Linked DNA regions of Mus musculus: region 2 is linked to region 1. A link is a loop called in an ENCODE intact Hi-C map of the cell type or tissue named here. Cell type or tissue: left cerebral cortex. All regions are shown on one strand. Each heading gives the region's core, and the rest is flanking DNA. Links, peaks and the distances in the headings are about the cores only. Region 1 overlaps Unc13a (unc-13 homolog A). Region 2 holds the start of Colgalt1 (collagen beta(1-O)galactosyltransferase 1).

What was found. Hi-C counts contacts between places; a loop is a spot of excess contacts. Peaks named below come from ENCODE experiments on the same cell type or tissue, not always from the same donor. Only the 100,000 strongest peaks of a DNase experiment are listed, where the experiment ranks them.
Region 2: a loop joins it to region 1, with 2.2 times the contacts of the local background. A loop is called at or near these places in 7 of 42 quality-filtered maps.

The regions. Positions count from the first base shown.
Region 1 is chr8:71,659,195-71,662,098 of GRCm38, forward strand. Unc13a (unc-13 homolog A) reads right to left here. Exons shown (of 44, transcript NM_001029873.2): 8 at 2,625-2,657; 9 at 1,248-1,455. Among named protein-coding and RNA genes, the nearest start is that of Unc13a, 11 kb to the right of the region's middle. In left cerebral cortex, for the core only: a CTCF peak has its summit at 1,780 (motif pointing left); a DNase peak (open chromatin) is centred at 1,774.
Region 2 is chr8:71,609,594-71,612,497 of GRCm38, forward strand. Colgalt1 (collagen beta(1-O)galactosyltransferase 1) reads left to right here and starts at 1,431. Exons shown (of 12, transcript NM_146211.3): 1 at 1,431-1,851; 2 at 2,491-2,601. The coding sequence starts at 1,607. In left cerebral cortex, for the core only: CTCF peaks have their summits at 727 (motif pointing right), 1,675 and 1,876; a DNase peak (open chromatin) is centred at 1,469; H3K4me3 peaks cover 1,867 bases; H3K27ac peaks cover 1,256 bases.

The DNA of each region.
Region 1 (2,904 bases), core at 290-2,789:
TGTTGGGTACATGCTGCTGTTCAGGCACCGAGCACTGGCTTAACTGAGACTCACAGACCCTTGCTCTACTGGTATAGCTTCAGCCATCTCAACAGTCTCAACCTGTGCACCCACTCTTCCTTCCCTGCAGCCCGTGACACTCTGCCACGCCCAGTCATCTATTATAAGCTCCTAATGTTCAACCTAGATTATTCCAAACGGAACCTGTCCCTGCCCATAGCCAAACCACCTTGTTTGGCAGTTTGGATGTCAACCAGGGGTGATGTGCACACACACACTCCTAGTAGTGAGGTTTTGAAGTGCACCGCAGGGCTGAGCTGGCCGAGAGGCTGGAGTCCACCACCCCTGCTTACTAAAGGGTAGGATTGGCTGTACCAAGAGTCTTCCCTACTGGCTTCCATAGGCTGGGTCTGAATCCATTCCAATGAGTCCCCTGGCTCCTCGAACCCTTGATGGAAACCTTCACCTTTGATGGGGAGATCCCAGCACCATGCTCGTCCCTGTCCTCAACTGACCCCACAGCAGGTCCTGGTCCACTCATGCCCTTTGCAGATGCATGAGCTAGCACTAGCCACAACAGGCAACATGGGGATCAGGGTAGTGGTCTCAGTACACAGACTCTGCCTTGAGTCCATTGCTGTTCCTTAGGCCTCTCCACAGACAAGCTTAGGGGGCCCACACCCTGTCCCACCATCTGTCCCTCCCAGAGATTGCCACCAGACACCACCAGTCAAGCATGAGAGTACTTGCAGTTCAGTTGGCATAGTGCCTGAGTAGCATGTGTGAAGCCTTGGCTTTCATCCCTGGCATAGCATAAACCAGGAGTGGTACCTGTCATTGTTACAGCTGGTAGGTTAGGGCAGGAAGCACATGGAGCCAGAACATTTAAAAGGGGACTCGTACACAGGAAGAGAGGTGGCACCTAAGCCTTGCTTTTGTTTTTTTGAGACAGGGTCTCATGTAGTCCAGGCTATCCCACAACTCCCTACACAACTAGGAAAGGCTCTGGAAGCTACAAGAAAAGTGCCAAGGACTAACATAGGTCTCAGTGGGGTATAAGGGCTTGCCACCAAGCCTGGTGACCTGAGTTCAAAGCCACAAAGCAGTGGGGAGAGAGGGAAGCCAACAACTTGTTATATATAACACACGTACCCCCAAACAAAATAAATGTAATTTTAAAATGTAAATAGAAATGTTCTGTGAGATGAGCCCGTGCATTCCCGGCCACTCCCCCGCTCCACAGCCACCTGAGCGCCCGCGGCTCAGAGAACTCCTCATAGCTGTGCATGGAGTCACTGTAGGACTCCCGGGACCCCAGAGGGGGCGGTCGCACGGAGTACTGGTGCACAGAGGCGTTGGGCTGCGAAGTCGTATAGTAGGGCGGTGGGATGCTGTTGCTGGTCTCACTCCTATAGTCACTGTCCCGGTCATCCACCGCACTGTCGGGGTCGTCATCTGCAAGGAAGAGGAGGGAGAGGAAGGGTGAAGACTGGAGAGCACACAGTGGGTCTAAGCCAGCCTCCCTCTGGGGCGTCGTCAAACTCTGCTATAGCACTGACATAGGCTCTAGCAGGACAGAAGGAAGCTTCCGGTGTGTCAGCTCTCCGGCCTGGAAGGACAGGGACCCAGCTGTGCGGCCTGGGAGGATGGAAATTCAGTTGTGCCACCTGGGAGGACGGTGATCCATCGACTGGGATACGACCAGTGCTGTGAAGGGGACTCTGGTTTCACGGAGCCGCTCATGCTCACTTCCTAGCAGAGCGCGCCCTCTAGCGGTCGCTGAACAAATGTCAATCAGGACCGTTAGCCGCGCTCACTGCAGAAACTAGACCTGGTTATCTAGCTTTTGTTTTTAGCTAAAGCTACATACAGGAAAGACACCCAAACTGGAGTCTGTGCTTTCTACCAACTGTTTATAAAAGTATTATATTATTCTGGACGTGGTGGCGCATGCCTTTAATCCCAGCACTTGGGAGTCAGAGGCAGGTGGATCTCTGAGTCTGAGGCCAGCCTATCTACATACACAGTAAGTTCCAGGACAGTCAGGGCAACACAGAGAAACCCTGCCTCGAAAAAAAAAATATTACATGTATTCATTGTAGGGGCACGTGTGACACAGCACGTGTATAGAAGCCAGAGAAAATATTGCAGGAATCAGCTCTCGCCTTCTGCTGTGGGTGACAGAGACTGAGCTCAGATCCCTGAGTTCCCACTGAGCCATCCCACCTGCTCCAACATAGGGTTTTTGACCAAACTGCCTACCACTTTGGCTTGGAGAGAATCATCTACTTTGGGCCCCACTAGCTTCCCTGTGACACAACCAGACTGAGGCTTTAACCAGAAGTATCTGCTTTGTACAGGCGACACTGGAACCAAGGGCCTCATGGATGTTGGGCTAATGGTCGACAAGGGTAAGGATGTCTTAGGAAACTGGTTTTCCCTCAAGGACATGGCCCTGGCTGCTGTTGACGACCAGGCCCCATTCTCCTGCATCAGTGTGACATGGGGTCACTTCTAGAGTGGTGACAGGGGAACAGAGATGGGGATGTGAGGGTGAGGTCACATATGGGGCCACGTAATGAGGGGCCTTGGGGTCTTCAAGATGCCCACTTCTCTTTACTTACTCTGTTCTCCCCAGCCAAAGTAATTCCAGTTGCCTAGGAGGGAACAGGCACAGTGAACCTCAGCTGCCCTCTCTTCCCGCAGCCCCACCCCCACCCCCCAGCAAGGAAGGCTTATGACTTTCCCCCAGGGCACCACCTTTCCAAGCCCCCATACTATCTCCAGCAGGGGGATTTTAAAAAGCAAAACAAAAGACAAACCTACAAACAAACAAACAAAACCCCCCCAGGGGCTGTGCCTCCCCCTCCTCCTCTTGGTCTGAGGATCTGAGATAGAGTCTCT
Region 2 (2,904 bases), core at 283-2,782, 50 kb before region 1:
AACATGATCAGTGTCTCCAGAAAACCTACTCAACTGGGTTCAAATGGGAATCACTCCTTTTACAGAAGGACATTGTGGGTGGTGGTTGTACACACCCTTTCTCATTCTCCCTTCCCCCACCGTGATGTCACTCAATCCTTGGGGCCAGTCAGCGAGTGCAGCTCCCCAGTAAAACTACCCATCTTTAATATAATCGAATCTGGCATAAATTGGCTCATTTCACCAGTGGTGGAGAAATAACCTATCAGGAGATGTCTTGTGGACCCTAGGGTCCTCTAGAGGCTAGGGACCAGAGTAGGAAAATCTATGTGGATTTTACCAGTCTGCTGGCCTGGTGGTATATGCCTGTCCCAGAACACAGGAGAATGAAGCAGAAGTATAGCTGTGAATTTATAGAGTGAGCTTGCCGAGTAAGAACCTGTTTTAAAAACAAACCAGGAGAAATGGGCTAGTGGGATGGTTCTGTAGGTAAAGGTGCTCAGACCTGAGTGGTGTTCTATTTCCAACACCACACAGTGGTTGACAACTATCCGCAACTCCAGTTCTAGAGGAGTTGATGCCCTCTTTTAACCTCCTTGGAGAACAGGGACACACACACACACACACACACACACACGTTATACAGCCGTACATGTAGGCAAAACACTGAAACACAGAAAATGAAAACAACAGTAAGAGCAGGAAGGGGCGCACACAAGCCATTTTTTTTTTTAAGATTTATTTGTTATTATAACAATAGTACACTGTAGCTGTCTTCAGACACACCAGAAGAGGGAGTCAGATCTTGTTACGGATGGTTGTGAGCCACCATGTGGTTGCTGGGATTTGAACTCTGGACCTTCGGAAGAGCAGTCGGGTGCTCTTACCCGCTGAGCCATCTCACCAGCCCCACACAAGCCATTTTTAAGAAGGCCAGAGGGCAATACAATTTGGGGACTGAGGATTCTGGATCCTCAGACATGGTAGCAAGCGATTTTACCCACTGAGCCATTTCGCTGGCTTTTTTTTTTTTTAATGATTTTTCGAGACAGGCTTTCTCTGTGTAGCCCTGGCTGTCCTGGAACTCACTCTGTGGACCAGGCTGGCCATGACCTCAGAAATCCGCCTGCCTCTGCCTCCCAAGTGTTGGGATTAAAGGCGTGGGCCACCACTGCCCGGCTCGATGGCTTCTTAAATGGAGCAACGAACAAACAAAAATAACCATGTCGCAACCTTGGAAACTGAGATGACATGGTTCTAAATAGAAGAAGCTTCTGTAAAGAGCCACCGCGTGAGATTAGAGGGCTCCAAAACAGAACACTCTCAGGGCGTGGTCAAAGAACTGTCTGTGTCTTTAAAGCTCGAGCTAGGGGCGGGGCTTCCGGAACCTCCCCGCAAGTGACGTCTTGTGACCGGGTTATTGCGGTCGGCGGAAAGCAGTGGAAGCTTTTAAAGGCGTAGCCTTGTCATGCCTCTCTCCAGGACTCACAGTATGACCCGCGGGCCACTTCCCTTTAAGGAGCGTGTCAGGGGTGGGACCTGGATGTGTCCTTCCCGCCGCCGACTCCTTTAAGGCGCGGCCCTCGTCCCCCGGCAGAAAAGCTGCTTAAAGGCGACGCGTGGCGCGATGGCGGCGTTGCCACGCGGGTCACGCGGGCTGCCGCTGCTGCCACTGCTCCTACTGCTGCCGCCGCTGGGCGGCCCGCGCGGCGCGGACGGCTACTTTCCAGAGGAGCGCTGGAGCCCCGAGTCCCCGCTACAGGCGCCGCGCGTGCTCATCGCGCTGCTGGCGCGGAACGCGGCACCCGCGCTGCCCGCCACGCTGGGCGCCCTGGAGCAGCTGCGCCACCCACGGGAGCGCACGGCGCTGTGGTGAGCTGCGGGCCCTTGCGCGGTGCACCGGGACTAGGCGGGACTCAAGTCTCTACCGGAGGGAGGTTGCTATGCACTTGGGCTCGGCTGTGCGCTGCGGAGACTCGGTCCTCTTTCTGAGGACCTGAGTTATGTACCCCAGGGATTACGCACTTGAGGGGGCTCGGCTCTATATCCATAGTGCCCGGGCTCGTCCCCACTGCGGCTTGGGACCCCAAGCTGCTGCCTCCTCCCCTCAGGTACTTAGGAATCTGTTCTGATTTGCTGCCAGCCCTCACAGCGAGCTACCATCCTAGAACCTCTGACTCCTTAGAATGGGCCAGGCTGGTGCTTCCAGACCCTTATAGCGAACTCCGGGACTTCCAGATAAGATTCCTGAGGCTCGGGCCAGCATTCCACGCTAACAAAGTTAATGAACTTATCTTTGTGACAGGGTCTCACACCAATGTGCTTTCCAAACCAGCAGGTTCTGTTCAGTTGTGTACTAGTGAGCTGGGTGTCATCTTTACTCCCCTGTCACCGATGGATGGGCAACAGGCTTGGAGTGTAGCGAGTTTTATCCAGGGTGTTATAGCTGATGGGTCTGAGCCAGGTTGGGAAACCCCCAGTGCCATCATCTTGTCCTGTCTGTGCTCACAGGGTGGCCACAGATCACAACACTGACAACACTTCAGCCATACTTCGAGAGTGGCTGGTGGCAGTGAAGGGTTTATACCACTCTGTGGAGTGGCGACCGGCAGAGGAACCCAGGTGAGCCTCAAATCCCCGACTGGAGTACTGAAGCTTGGGAAGGTAGGATCTAGAATGCTCCAGTTCTATCGTCAGCTTCCCCACCAGGTCCCTATCCTCTCAGCAGACCTTTGTCCCGTTGTCCTTCACTCCATTGTGCAACTTTGGACACAGCTGCCACACCTTTGTGGCTGAATTCCTTTGTGTCTGGTGGCTACCTACTGCTGTGTCTAGGGTCTTGCCAGCATCCACTCTCCTGTTTAACTTCCTGATAAGCCTGTCTTACTGTATAGTTCAGACTGAGGCCAGTTGCCAGCCTGTCTT